Regions from separate parts of the Homo sapiens genome. Here regions 2 and 3 are each linked to region 1. The links are chromatin contacts, found by Hi-C or POLR2A ChIA-PET in ENCODE. All regions are on one chromosome and are shown on one strand. The core of a region is the stretch at or near the end of the contact, and the rest is flanking DNA. Distances in the headings are between cores, read along the strand shown.

Region 1 (4,760 bases), core at 1,439-3,938:
GGAAATATTTCCATTACAAAGTAAATTTCTCCTGCCACGCAAGTTTTAAACTGTCACTCTGCGCTGTTAGCCTAAACAAAACATAATTGGTAAGGTACATCTGCCACATACAGAAGTCAATAATCCATTCCAAACCCAAAATATTTCTGGATTATCTTGCTCCTGAAAATTGACACTGGTAGAAAATTAGTGATCCAGAAATAGGCAACTTCCACTAAAAGGCAAGTAAAATTAGGTAAGTAAAATACAAGACTGACATAATTTTATAATAAAGGGCAAAATTTTAAAGGCTCAAATGTCTTAGTGAATACAAAATTAAAGGAGGACCGAAAGAGAAGTTAAAAATTCAGCTTTTTACAAAAGAAAAAGCACCTTCCACTCCACCTCTAGCCCTAAAAAAGTCTTTCCCCTTCCACTCCTACAATATTAAAACAAAATTTATATACTACTCAAAACTGTATACCACAAAATTTAAGCCATCAGATGCTGGAAGGCTTAAACAAAATTAAAATCACTACCTAGCATTAAAATACAATTTGTACAGTGACTTCAGGTCCCTTGAGAGAAGAACTTACAGTCACAGAGAGTAAATGCTTGATGGGCAGAGTCTGGATCTGTGTTCTACAATCTACCCAAAATGGGCAAATGACATTAATACAAAATGTAAAGTACACTATGTACAGGCTCCCAACTCCTTTCCCATCTGCTGTGGAAAGTATTCCCGGGCCGGGCGCGGTGGTTCACTCCTGTAATCCTAACACTTTGGGAGGCCGAGGCAGGCGGATTACTTGAGGTCAGGAGTTCGAAACCAGCCTGGCCAATACGGTGAAACTCCGTCTCTACTAAAAAATACAAAAAAAAAAAAAAAAAAAAAAAAAATCAGCAAGGCGTGGTGCCATACGCCTGTAACCCCAGCTACCTGGGAGGCTGAGGCAGGAGAATCGCTCGAACCTGGGAGGCAGAGGTTGCAGTAAGCCGAGATCGCGCCACTGTACTCCAGCCTGGGCGACACAGCAAGACTCTGTCTCAAAAACAAAAACAAAAAAAACCCACAAAAGTATTCCTTTGCAAGAGTTACCACCTCTGCCTTGAAAGGTGTCAAACCATCAAAGCAAAAGTGGCTTGCAATGTCAAATTAGCACAGACCTGGGCTATAAGCACACTCTTCACGCGTGTACTGTGTCCAGGAACAATTTCTCAAAGCGGCCAAGGGGATGCTGCAAAGCCAGTGACGCGGCTGCCCTCAATGCAGCAACCACATAGAGGGAGAGTTTCTCAACAGTCCCAGAAGCGACTCCTGGGGATTAGGGTAGGCTTCCCTTCCATTTCCAATATGCTGCTTATAAAAGGAGACGATTCTGCCCGCGTTGACAGCACCCTGAGTCCCCATGAACACGCGAAAAGGTTTCTAGCTCCTATCAATGCCGTTCGGAAGCAAAGCAAGTGTTCACGACTCGCCTTGATCTGGGGCCCTGTCCAGGGTGGGAAGGCCCCAGAAGCAGGCGCCAGGACAGAAATGAGCCTTTGCCCTTCCCAATCCACGCAGCGTCCCGCCCAGGCCCGGGTTCCCGGCAGCCAGGCCCCCTCCCCGACCTCCAGCTCACCTGATCTTGTAATTCGGTAGGGTGTGCTTGCGCTTGATGATCTTCTTGAGCTGGTTGACGATGATGGAGGTGAGCTGGGGCATGGGCCGCCCTTCAAACTGGGAGCGCACCTCGAAGTCGATCAGCGGGTCTTCCACGAAGGAGAAGAACCAGTGGGTGAAGGGCACGCGCGTAAAGACCAAGCGCAGCCTTCCCACCACGCGGGACAGCTTGACAAACAAGTAGGCGGACTTGCCGAAGACCAGGTCCACGTCGATGGCCAGGTGGAAGCCCCCGTTGTACTCCACCTCCGCCTCGAAGGCCAGCTCCTCGGGGCAGGCGGCGGGCAGCGCCTCCCCTTCAGGGCCATCGGGCTCCCCGGTGGCCGAGGGCACGACTGGCCGCACGAGCCGGATGGTCTTGATGAAGGGCACCGTCTCGCCCAGGAACACGTCCCGCAGGCTCAGCCCCTCCAGCAGGCGCCCGGCCGTCTTGGTCTGCAGCAGCTCCTCGAACTCCACCTTGATCTTCTTGGTGACCCAGCGGCGGGTCAGCGCGGTGTCCCGCAACTCCCGGAACAGGAATAGGATGGTGGCGTTGAGGAAGTAGCAAGTCTCCCGCGTCGGCGGGGCGGGGGTCTCGGGGGCCGCGGTGGGGGTCGCGCCGCCCTCAGGGGCCGCTCCGGAGGGCTCCTCATCCCGGCCGCCGCCATAAAGGTACTCCCTTAGGAGCAGGCCCGGCACTGGCTTGATGTAGCGGAAGCCCTCGCCCGCGCGGGCGGCCTCGTCCGCCGGCGGCTCGGGCTGTCTGCGGTACAGCAGGAAGAACTGGGCGAGGAGCGTGAGGAAGGAACCCAGCACGGCCGACGCCAGGATCATGAGCAGCAGCCCCATCCCGCCACCGCCTCCGCCCGGGCCCCTACTCCCGCGCCCACAGCGCCGCTTTCTTCACGCCGCCGCCCCCGCTGCCTCCATTTTGAGGACATCGGGCGGCTGGGTCGGGGCGAGCGGCTCCGTGGGCCTCGTCCAGGGGCTCGGGCCGGCGCGCTGCGGCGCCCGAGCCCGCAGCGGCCCGCGCCTCCTCAGACGCTCCCGAAGGGCCGGTGTGGCGGCGGCGGCAGCGGGGCCGGGACCGGCGCCTCCCTCAGGCCTCCACTCATTGGACGAGCAGCGCGTGACGTCAGAGGCGTGCTCGCTCCCGGCGGCGTCGCCCAGCAGTCGGCGCCCGGGCACGCGGACGCGGGTCCTCCTTTACTTCTCTGCGGCCCTTCCAACCTCGTCCCCCCACGCCAACATTCCAATCCCCGCGGCGCGCGCCGCCACCCACGTGGCCGTCACTTCTGGAGCTGCGGTCGGGATCTGGGAGGACGGCTGGGGACGCGGGCTGGAGGATAAGGCGGTCCGGCGGAGCGGGCCTGACGCGTTCCGGATGCCGGCCATCCCGTTATCCTCGGCTGCGCCCATCCCCCGTCTCTGGCCGCAGTCCCCGCGGTTACCTCTGCAGCGGCGTCGCTCATCCTGCGGTGTGCTTCTTCCACTCGCACCCGTGACAGCCCGGCTGGCAGCGGCGCTTTCCCTGCGGGCAGCACCGCAGACGATCCGAGCGGGCCTTTCGGACGCTTCCCAAGCCCACGGCGAGAGGGGACCGACTGCCTCAGAGGCAGCCATCGCGGACCTGCCGTCCCCCCGGCAGACGCTCTGCGTCCGCGGAGGGTGGGCCCTGGGAAGGAGGGACGCAGGGAAAGGGCGCGCCACGCGGAATGACTTTCCCACCGAGGTGGATCTTCGAAATTTCAGGGAGGAGGAAGTTGAAAGAACAGCCAGGAGGAGAGATGCATAGTGAAACGAGTTTGCCAAGTGATTGGAAGATTAATATGCGACCCGCTGTCAGTCTCTGGTTAAGCCGGTAGTCCATCTATGAGGCAGTTATTCACTGTTAGCCCCCACCCACTTGACAGATGCCAACACTGGTGCAGAGAGCGTGGGGAGGTTGCGTGGGGCCGCAGAGTGGAGCCTGGTTTATCTAACACTAAACCCTAATGTCTTGATCACTACTCTCTGCCCTAACACAGAAACTGCTTCAGTTGTAAGCAGGCCAGTGGGTTCCCTAATGTTCAGGAAGGGAGAATTGGGGAGGCGGATTAGGGAAGACGGCAAGGAATTTTGCATAGAGTAGCACCTTAACCAAAGCCACGAAGCTAAGCCAGGTTGCCCAGCAACAGCGTTACTCCTCCTGCCCTCTGACTACTTAGTGGTTACATCATAAATGCTTATCCCTCCAAGCACGTGGAGTTCCAGTCCTGCAGGAGTCAGATATCCCATACCTTAAAGGCCGATTCTGGCTGTACCTAAGGAGCCAGGGCAGGGCTCCTCTCTAGCCCTTGAAAACCTTCAAGCCGGCCGGGCGTGGTGGCTCACGCCTGTAATCCCAGCACTTTGGGAGGCCGAGGCGGGCAGATCACGAGGTCAAGAGATCGAGACCAGCCTGGCCAACATGGTGAAACCCGTCTATACTAAAAATACAAAAATTAACCGGTCGTGGTGGTGCGCGCCTGTAGTCCCAGCTACTCAGGAGGCTGAGGCAGGAGAATCACTTGAACCCGGTAGGCGGGGGTTGCAGTGAGCCAAGATCACGCCATTGCACCCCAGCCTGGGCGACAGTGCAAGACCCTGTCTCAAAAAAAAAAGAAGAAAACCTCCAAGCCAAGGATTCTCTTAACTGTAGGTGATTCTACCACAAAAATAGACCTGACCCAGCTGGGACAGGTACAGAACTTCGGAACCAGGCTTATCATGCCTTACCGAATCATGCCCAGATACGAAACCAGAATGGCTTTCATTACTATGAAGACATAAGATAGGTGTCTGCTGAGGAACCATGCTCAAACCATGGCCGAGATTTTTCGGAGATCTTGGCAACTTCTGTTCTCTGGTCCCCTTTGGTTCCTGGCCTCTGCTTCTGGGCTGCTCTCTGGGATCTACACTGTTTCAACTCAAATGAGAAATGTAGACCCTTCTATGATTTCCACCGTAAACCTATTCATAACATTCATGCACATTGCATATTATAAATGTTACAGAAGCTGGAAGTAGGGTGGCATGAAAGAAGTTATTCACATTCCTGAAATATAAAACCCTCAAACTGTATATTGATCCATCCCGAGTTGCAAAATATTCT
Region 2 (4,760 bases), core at 1,384-3,883, 4.9 Mb before region 1:
TTCAACCTGAAATGCCCTCTTCCCCATCTCCTTTGGAAATTCCCACTCCTCCCTCAGGTCCCCAACTAACAATGCTCAATTCTTCTAACTTTAACAGCACCCATCACGTTCTACTTTATAGTTTAGTGATTTGCACAAGTGCGTTTGTTTCTTGCTTAGGTTATAAGCTCTTTCAGAGTTCAAATTACATCTTACCCTCCTCTGTACGCATTTTGAATAGTACATAGCACATGATATACACCAGTGCTTCCCGAACTTTAATATACCTAAGCATCACCTGGGCACTTTATTAAAATAAAGATTCTGCTTCAGTATGTCTGAAGTGGAGCCCAAGATTCTGCCTTTCTGACAAGCCATCAGGTGTGGTCCCTTAGCAGGAAACATGGACATTCATAAGCATAAATTTCCCAGTAGTTTTTAAGCTATAAATGGATTTGGACTATACTTCCCAATGTTATATTTTCAGTGCAATGATTTTAAAACTTTATGATTTAAACCAGCAGTTTCTAAAGCGTTTTTCTCAGTTCTAAGGGATGTTAATGTATTACATGAAAAAAGGTACTACAGCCAAACCTCACTGTGTATGACATGTGATGTTTCCTAAACTTTTGACCATGAACCTATCCCACCTCCACCCCACCTCCATCTTTTTTTTAATGCAGAGCAAATATTCAATAAAATTGCTTTGGAAAATGCTATTTTGGATCAATGTGTTCAAACAGATATGAAATAAAGTCTCCGAGCCTAAATGATCAGTGATTAGAGTAATATACTTAGTCTCTGTGAGGACAAACAGTAGGCTGTGTTTGGTATTATTGGTTAGTAGATAAGGCAAAAACCAAATATACGATTATCATTAAAGTTCATTGTCTTACAGAATCTTTCTTACCGGTTTCCACCCCAGAGGGACAAAGCCCGGACCGACAAACATGGCATTGAAGTAATTATAAAGAATCATGACAGTCCAATTTATCAACATGATGAAATTCACACTTCCTCCAGTTGTATGTAAGGGCCAATACCACAACACAGAGTCAATCATGGCCATGGTAGAACATATTGCTATAACACCAAGGGCTATGATGGGACCCCAGTGACACAGTCTCTTTAATTCTTGTAGATTTTCAAACTTGATAACCGAACAGAATGTACCCATTTTGGCAAGGAAGAATGCCTTCCTACTTTAAAAGAATTATAGATTTCCTTTTTCTGTGCGCACATTTCCATGTGCCACAAGTCCATGTGTGTTCTTTAATTGTCATGCCTTCAAGCTGTGAACTGTTAACGCAGATTACACCATTTTCACTGTCAGGCACCCAAAGCTCTTTATCTTAACTAGGAGAATCCAGTGTCTTGGTCTGAAACCCAACCTAAAGAAAACAAAATGGGAAAGTTCAGTTAAAACAAAACAAAACAAAACCTTTATTGCATACCATACTTGTTAACTACAATAAACACCTACACAACAGCATCTCACAAGTGCACTACACTTTGGGATGCATATCTTGTCAAATGTCAAAAAGAACTACTTTTGACTTATCCAAAATATGGTACAAGTTTGAATGGCATGCAAACTGGATACACGATTCCAAAATAGTTTTTTTTATTCCTTCTCCGCTTGTCAGGGGACTGTCACCATCCAACGCTTAGTGAATAGTTTGAGAAGACAAAGAATTTTAGGACCTTAGAGTTGATCTAATTCAGTTTCCTTCTTCATAGAACAGAAATTGTCTTAGAGAGGCTGAGTGATTAGACCAAGGTCACAAGTAACAGGTGAACCAGAATAGAAGGCAAGTCAACGACCTCCCTTTATGAAATTCTAAGCTGCCTCTTATGAAGTCTTGAATTAAGCCAAGTATGAGTCAGACATGGTCTATGCCATTTGCCTGCAGTCTCCTCCACCCCGCCACCCAAACATCAAGAGAACAGTCAATTTGGCCCAAAAGTAAAGGAGCGACAGTGAAAGCAAAGAGAGCATGCAAGGAAAGGAAGGGAGGAGATAGAGCGAGAGTGTGTGTGGTGTGTGTGAAATTATGACCAGAAGAGTATATGAGAAGAACCTGAATTAGAAGATTCGAGGGAAGAAAGAAGAGGAAGTGCCTCCAGGAGCGAGGGAAATGGAAGGCAGGGCGGCGAGCTCCGGAGAGATTTGTGGAAGGGCATCTCTGCCTGGACTGGATCTGAAGATCTGGAAGAGGATCTGAGCTACATGGATAATACAGACTACCACGCAGCAGACGCTGTTGACTTGTGCCTCAGTTTCCCGCCCGAGTCATGGAGCAGAGGGCTTAGAAATAAATCCTCACCCAAGGAAGAAATATCCTGGTAAGCCAGGTTGGTCTCAACATTCAGGAGAGCCTGCTCCCACTCTGGTGGGACAAAGACCACCAAAATCGTGCTTATATTCCCTGCCTTGACTCCCACCTCAGTGTGGTCCCTGGTGTCTGCTCCTCAGCCATCGCATATCCGGGGCGGCCTGGGCTCACCCGGAACAGATTTTTTCCTCCTTGGATGACTCCGTCATGGACACCTCAGCCCAGGACAAGCAGAGAGCAAACCCTGGCAGCGAGAGGCTGGAGTGCGGGACCTGCTACAAGCCGAGCACCTCTCGGCCAGCGCCCTCGCCAGGACTCTCCCGCTCAGGCCCCCTGCGCAGTCTCTGTTACTGTCACTTCCGGAGGTTCGCCGCCTCAAACCTCCCTCCGGAAGCAAGCTGCTGTGCCTTGTAGCGTGTGGATCCGGAGCCGATTCCCAGAACACGAAGGGGGGAAAAAACGCTTCTAATGATCCCTCAGAACTTGCATATTTTCATACGCTTTTCTGGGGGGAGGCACTAATTGGGGCGCTTTTCCTTTGCGAACTTACTTATCTTAAAGTCGGAGCGGAAAATAAAGCACGCACGCAACCCAATTTCCGGAGAACCGAGATTGCGACGAACAACCAGGAAGCGGCTGGGTTGAGAGCTGTCCCCGGTTCTCCGTTCTGCTCTCGGGGGCACCTTCCGGGGTTCCTAAGCCGCGGGGCCCCTCGCTGCCCCTCGAGGCCCTTTCCCTGACCTAGGCTTTGGCCTGGGCTACTCGTTCCGGAGCCGCCATGTCGTCCGACTTCGAAGGTTACGAGCAGGACTTCGCGGTGCTCACTGCAGAGATCACCAGCAAGATTGCGAGGGTCCCACGACTCCCGCCTGGTGAGAGCCTTGCCCGGCTGGACGAGGGTGCTGGGGAGAGCTGGGAGGGTGCGGGCGGTGGAACGCCGCCCGAGTAAGTGTGTCTATGAGGCGCGAGGCTGGAGTGGGTGGTGCCGGCTGTTCCCAGGAGGGATACGGCTTGGCTTGGTTGAGGGTAAGGAGTCAAGTTCGGGTGTGGGGTGCCGTGAAAAGAGCCTTCGGAATCTGAGCCATCTGAGTTCGAATCCCGGCTCTACCTTCTTGTAACTTGCATAACCTGGAAACGTTTCTTAACGTCTTAAGAGTCTTAATGTTTTCATTTGTAAATTATAGACATGTGAGTATTCAAAGAAAATGAATGAAAGTATGTAGCCTATGGATCTACAATCTACAGCGGCGTTGTTGTGTTAGTAATAATATTGTTATAATTATATGCGGCAAAATAGAGGTAAGAATCAGGGTGCCTAGATTCAAATCCTACCTCTGTCACTTAGAAGTTGTGCCTCTTAACCCGGGAGGCGGAGGTTGCAGTGAGCCAAGATCTCGCCATTGCACTCCAGCCTAGGCAACAAGAGTGAAACTCCGTCTCAAATAAATAAATAAAATAAAAGTTGTGCCTCTTAAACAGACTTCTTAGTCTCTTTCAACTTTCCTTCTTAGTAAATGGGGGAAAATTGTACTTCTCTCATGGGGTTGTTAGGTAGATTAAATTTATATAACATATTTAAAGTCACTTTTGGTGTTGTTAGTTGCTGTATTAGCATTAGTATTTTTCATACCCCCCACCCCCATTTCTTGTTTCTCATCCTTCTTGGGGATTTATTGTATAACCCAGTTTCATGTAAAACTTGGTACAAGATAATTTTTCACACTTAAAAATTTCACATCTCCCATCTGGAAATGTTTTTGTTTTTGTGTTTCCTTTTGTGTTTTAGCACATCTTATTTTCTATGCTAGACTGTCAACTATGTGAAGGTGGGAGCTGTGTCTGATTTCCTTGGCGTTTACTTATTAGGGGCTCAGGAAAATAAGTGAATGAGCAGGTGAATATAAATATGATCTTTTGTAACTATGGTTTGTACAATGTTGATTCGGGGACTATCTTTCTCTACAGATTAGAGTAGTTAGTTACAGAAAAGGGTTTTACATTTTTGTTTAGTTTTGTTAGGGAAATTGAACCATCATCTGGCTGCTAGACTTGTCCCTACCCTAGCTCCAGGATATAAAGTGTAGAAAGGTGGATGTGCTCATTAATCTGCGGATTGGTGGGCACTTCACTTGCCCACTTGTCCTGGTACTAGCAATAATTTCTCCCGGACCTAAGTTGTCATTCCTCTTTCCCTTTCCCTACTTCCCCCAAAACTTATGTGTTTATAAGTAATTTTCTTCCCTTATTTCTTTGTTTTTCTTCCCCTCACCTATTTTCTGTTAATAGGGATATTTGCTTGAAGCCAGGATCTCTGAACTTATACCCCACTCATCTCCTGAAGTCCCCAGTTAGTTCTGGAGGAGATGGATGATGTCTTAAAGAGGTTTATGAGTCCAAGTAAGGGAACAAGAGGAGAGAACCAAGGTAGTATATACCACCAAGCTC
Region 3 (4,760 bases), core at 711-3,210, 3.5 Mb after region 1:
AAAGGACTGGACAATACTTTTACCACTTTCGCTTCTCAGAATTCAGGCCTGTCCTCAGAATGCTACAAGGTACATCCCATTTAAGCTCCTGTATAGACGCTCCTTTTTATTAGGCCCCAGTCTCATTTGACACCAGACCAACTTAGACTGTGCCCCAAAAAACTTGTCATCCCTATCTTTTGTAGTCATACTCCTATTCACCATTCTCAACTACTCATACATGCCCTGCTCTTGTTTACACTGCCGGTTTACACTGTTTCTCCAAGCCATCACAGCTGATATCTCCTGGTGCTATCCCCAAACTGCCACTCTAAACTCTTGAAGTAAATAAATAATCTTTGCTGGCAGGACTATGCTGAATCTCCTTAGGCACTCTCTAATCAGATGTCCTATGTCCTCCCAATTCTTAGACCTTTTATACCTGTTTTTCTCCTTCTCTTATTCCATTTAGTTTCTCAATTCATCCAAAACCGTATCCAGGCCGTCACCAATCATTCTATACGACAAATGTTTCTTCTTACATCCCCACAATATCACCCCTTACCACAAGACCTCCCTTCAGCTTAATCTCTCCCACTGTAGGTTCCCACGCCACCCCTAATCCCACTTGAAGCAGCCCTGAGAAACATCACCCATTCTCTCTCCATACCACCCCCCAAAAATTTTCGCCGCCTCAACACTTCAACACTATTTTGTTTTGTCTTATTAATATAAGAAGGCAGGAATGTCACGCCTCTGAGCCCAGGCCAGGCCATCGCATCCCGTGACTTGCATGTATACATCCAGATGGCCTAAAGTAACTGAAGATCCACAAAAGAAGTACAAACAGCCTTAACTGATGACATTCAACCACTGTGATTTGTTCCTGCCCCACCCTAACTGATCAATGTACTTTGTAATCTCCCCCACCCTTAAGAAGGTTCTTTGTAATTCTCCCCACCCTTGAGAATGTACTTTGTGAGATCCACCCCTGCCCACCAGAGAACAACCCCCTTTGACTAATTTTCCATTACCTTCCCAAATCCTATAAAACAGCCCCACCCCTATCTCCCTTCGCTGACTCTTTTCGGACTTAGCCCACCTGCACCCATGTGAAATAAACAGCTTTATTGCTCACATAAAGCCTGTTTGGTGGTCTCTTCACACGGACGCGCATGAAACTAACAATGTATTGGGGAGAGAAACACACATCTGCAAATATCATTGCTGAAAAGAAATCATTGCATTAAGTGCTATAGTTAAAGCGTATAAACCCAACACTGAACACAAAGGAGGGAAGGACTGGGTCTGACCTGGAGAGCAGCAGAGGAGAAAGTGCGAAATGAAAGGTACCCAGCAACAGACAAAGGGTCACACTTGGCCCCAGACATAGTGCTTCTTCCTCAAGTGCGAAGGGAGTATTGCAAACACCAGATATGCAGTGTTATCTGTATTTGGAAATTGTTTATATTCAGGCCATTCACTTCATTCAGTCTGGCAATTTCATTCAATTAATCTCATTCATTTCTTAATTAATCTCATTCATTATTCTCTGTAAACTCCACGAGAGCGGAGACTTTGTGTCTTCTTCATCGGTAGATCCCCCATGCCTACTGGCACTAGTAGTTGCCCTAAATTCACTTATCAAAGGCAGCAAGAATAACTGGGACTCTTCTCTCTTGCTTTTCACGATTTCCAGCAGGGCACAAAGGCCTACAGTCCCCACCTGAAAAAAACAGACTTGACTGGAGGCAGCGCCTCTTCTTCCAAATACAGCCCCAGCTGACGCAGATTAGCACAACCGCCTAAGCGGCGGAACTCTGGAGAGTGCGGAACCTAGGATCCTAGGAAACTGAAGGCAACGGAACCTGGGGGCGATGGAATCCGGGAGCGGTGGAACCCGGAGCCTGTAGAACTTGAATCTAGAGGAACCTGACAGCGGCGCCGAGGGGGCCACCCGGACTCTGTTTGGAACGGAAGCACAGTGTCCGCCGCTTCCTGGTTGCGGGTCAGCGCCCAGGTCCTGGGCTGGCCGCCGGGATGTTGCCCTACACAGTGAACTTCAAGGTGTCGGCGCGCACCCTCACGGGGGCCCTCAACGCCCACAACAAGGCGGCGGTGGACTGGTGAGGACGCCGAGCTTCCAGGTCGCCAGGATCGGCCAGGAATGTGTGAGGGGGAAGGGGGAAGGACAAGAGGTTTCACCCCCTGGTTAGTTTGGCCTCGCTAAGGCAGGGAGCCGCCCTCACGCAATGAGCTTGCTTTCAGTTGGTGGATTTTTGTTGTTACAAAAGTGATAATAGCCCCGTGTGGGAAATTCCCCCATGCAAATACATTTCCCCTCTTTCTCGCGTATTTCTCTGCTGTTTTCTCTGCACCTCGCCCTTTTGCCGTTCCATTCCTCTCTCTTTTCCTCTCCTCCAGCTTCCAGGCTTCTCTCTCTCCACCATTAATTCCCTGTGCACTTTCTCTTTCCCATCCTGTCTTTTCTTTTTCGTTGTCTTGTATTCCTGTTGTCTTTCAACAATGTGCCAGACCCTGTGCTAGGCGCCTGTTCTTTCACCTGTCCTTTTCACCTCTTTTCGGGCTCCTCCTGTGTAGAACATTCCTGCCTTCAACAGGTCGTCTTTATTACTCTCTCCTTTCACTATAAATTACTACTGCAGCTCTGAAAACTACTCATTAGACAAATGTAAAGCAAAATTCTGTGGCTGTGGGATGTTGTTAGGAGGACTGAAACGTCTTGTGCAGTGTTTGTCGTTTTATTTAGTTGGAAGGACTAGGATTAGTCGCAGTATCCCCAGGCACATTGTGGATACTAAGGATTAGAAATCGGATAAGCGAAAGACGTATGCCTACAAGAACAGTCAGAGGGCACAAGTTCCTTTTTATGTCCTCGGGTCTCTATTTTCATATCTTTTAGAACTTTTTTTATCCGAATGAAAAGTGAATTTCAACAAGCATTTTAAGCTTAGCCAGATCTTTTATTTAAGTGGGATAATGATAAATACTGGCCTTTGGGTTTAAATGATTTTATTAATGGTGGTACATATGAATTAGACTTATCATTTATTTAGGCTTGGCAAGAAAGAAGTCGTCCTGCTTTGTTCTGTACTTAAACTTTAACATTACTGTTTTGCTAGGGGCTGGCAAGGTTTAATTGCTTATGGATGTCATTCACTTGTGGTAGTGATTGATTCCATTACTGCCCAAACTCTTCAAGTTTTAGAAAAGCATAAAGCTGATGTTGTAAAGGTAAGTAAAATCCCACTTTGACGCTAACATGTTGTCTAGTCTAAAGTTTAATACTGTGTATCACTAAGCTCTCATTAAGTCTTACGTGTAAGTGTTGAATAGCTTTTAAATATAACAACCTATTTGGGGTAGCCTAGAATTTTCATATATATGACTTAATGTCAATACAGGGTGAGTTATTAAATGCTAGTTGTTAGATCATTTTAAGGCAGATGAAAGTTCTACCATTTACAAGACCACTCAGTCATTCCTTAGTTTTGAGCACTTACCATATGCTATGGATATGGAGATGAAAGCCCTCAGATAATTCTCCATCTTATAAGGAAGACTCACAGCGTGATAGTGTGATAAGTGAGACTTGCGTAACACGCTGTGAGAAAACAGAGGAGCTGCATATTGCCTGGTTGTGAGGAGAGTCACAGAAGTCTACAGTTTCAAGACTAGTAGACAGTAGTTAGCCAAGTAAAAAATTGACAAGGAGCATTGCAGGGAAAAGCAAGAATATACACAGAAGTAAGTAGCGTGCCATAAAGATGGCTAAAGATGGGACACTTGTAGGAGTGATGAAATAAGAGGCAGCCAGAGAGATTCAGCTGTCTGTCCTGAAGTTTTGTAAGATTACGAAGGAGTTTGGATTTTTTTTTTTTTTAGACAGAATCTCACTCTGTCGCCCAGGCTGGAGTGCAGTGGCATGATCTCGGCTCACTGTAAGCTCCACATCCTGGGTTCACGCCATTCTCCTGCCTCAGCCTCCTGAGTAGCTGGGACTACAGGCACCCACCACCATGCCCAGCTAATTTTTTGTATTTTTAGTAGAGACCGGGTTTCACCATGTTAGCCAGGATGGTCTCGAGCTCCTGACCTCGTGATCCACCCGCCTTGGCCTCCCAAAGTGCTGGGATTACAGGTGTGAGTCACCGCGCCCAGCAGGAATTTGGATTTTTGAGTAGGAGATTGATGTGACCATATTCGCGTCTTAGAAAAACTCTGGCAGCAGTGGAGGATCTGCTGAAGAAATGCAAGACTGGAGGCAGTAAGATCATTTAGGAGATTTCTGCAGTAATTTTGGTGGGAAATTCTAAGGGCCTAAAATAAAGCTGGGGCATGGAGAAGTCATGTTTAAGAGCAGCAAAGAGGTAAACCTGATAGCCTTTATAGTGATCAGTATAAAGGAGAGTAAGAGAATAGAGTGACTCCAAGGTTTCTTTTGGTGTAATTGAATGACAGTGTTTCCAGTTATCAGAGGTAAGCATCTGTGAAGTCAGTGAATTTTTAAGTTTTCAACATGCAAAATCTGAGATGCCTGTAATATATTGCATTATAGTGATCCGGGCTTTAGGAGATAGGTCAGGATTAGAGATAGAGATTTGGAGTCTTTTTCTTTTTTAAATAATAGCTTTATTGAGATACTCATACCATAAAATGTACTGACTTAAAATGCACAATTCTGTGGCTTTTAGTATATCCACAGTTAATGCAGCCACAATTACAATGAACTTTTTTACCTCAAAAAGAAACCCTATATC

Evidence for each region. Hi-C counts contacts between places; a loop is a spot of excess contacts on that map. ChIA-PET counts read pairs that join two places held with the same protein, here RNA polymerase II (POLR2A). Pooled maps may share reads with other maps.
Region 2: a map of CD4-positive, alpha-beta T cell shows a loop between it and region 1 (6-fold over the local background). The contact joins the promoter of ZDHHC6 here to the promoter of PDZD8 in region 1. A Hi-C loop is called at or near these places in 2 of 168 maps with a recorded cell type or tissue (CD4-positive, alpha-beta T cell and naive thymus-derived CD4-positive, alpha-beta T cell) and 6 of 50 pooled maps.
Region 3: a loop to region 1 is called in a map of CD8-positive, alpha-beta T cell, with 12 times the contacts of the local background. The contact joins the promoter of WDR11 here to the promoter of PDZD8 in region 1. A Hi-C loop is called at or near these places in 1 of 168 maps with a recorded cell type or tissue (CD8-positive, alpha-beta T cell) and 9 of 50 pooled maps. POLR2A ChIA-PET finds 5 or more read pairs at or near these places in 1 of 52 experiments (PC-3).

The regions. Positions count from the first base shown.
Region 1 is chr10:117,372,752-117,377,511 of GRCh38, forward strand. PDZD8 (PDZ domain containing 8) reads right to left here and starts at 2,689. Exons shown (of 5, transcript NM_173791.5): 1 at 1,605-2,689. The coding sequence starts at 2,476. RefSeq lists silencers at 2,180-2,359, 2,460-2,779 and an enhancer at 3,010-3,129.
Region 2 is chr10:112,444,281-112,449,040 of GRCh38, forward strand. ZDHHC6 (zDHHC palmitoyltransferase 6) reads right to left here and starts at 2,634. Exons shown (of 11, transcript NM_022494.3): 1 at 2,425-2,634; 2 at 890-1,370. The coding sequence starts at 1,156. VTI1A (vesicle transport through interaction with t-SNAREs 1A) reads left to right here and starts at 2,935. Exons shown (of 8, transcript NM_145206.4): 1 at 2,935-3,187. The coding sequence starts at 3,094. RefSeq lists enhancers at 2,421-2,540, 2,741-3,000.
Region 3 is chr10:120,849,402-120,854,161 of GRCh38, forward strand. WDR11 (WD repeat domain 11) reads left to right here and starts at 1,961. Exons shown (of 29, transcript NM_018117.12): 1 at 1,961-2,105; 2 at 3,123-3,234. The coding sequence starts at 2,020. WDR11-DT (WDR11 divergent transcript) reads right to left here and starts at 1,778. Exons shown (of 3, transcript NR_033850.1): 1 at 1,293-1,778. RefSeq lists enhancers at 1,603-2,147, 1,626-1,745, 1,906-2,375, 2,148-2,691, 2,386-2,445.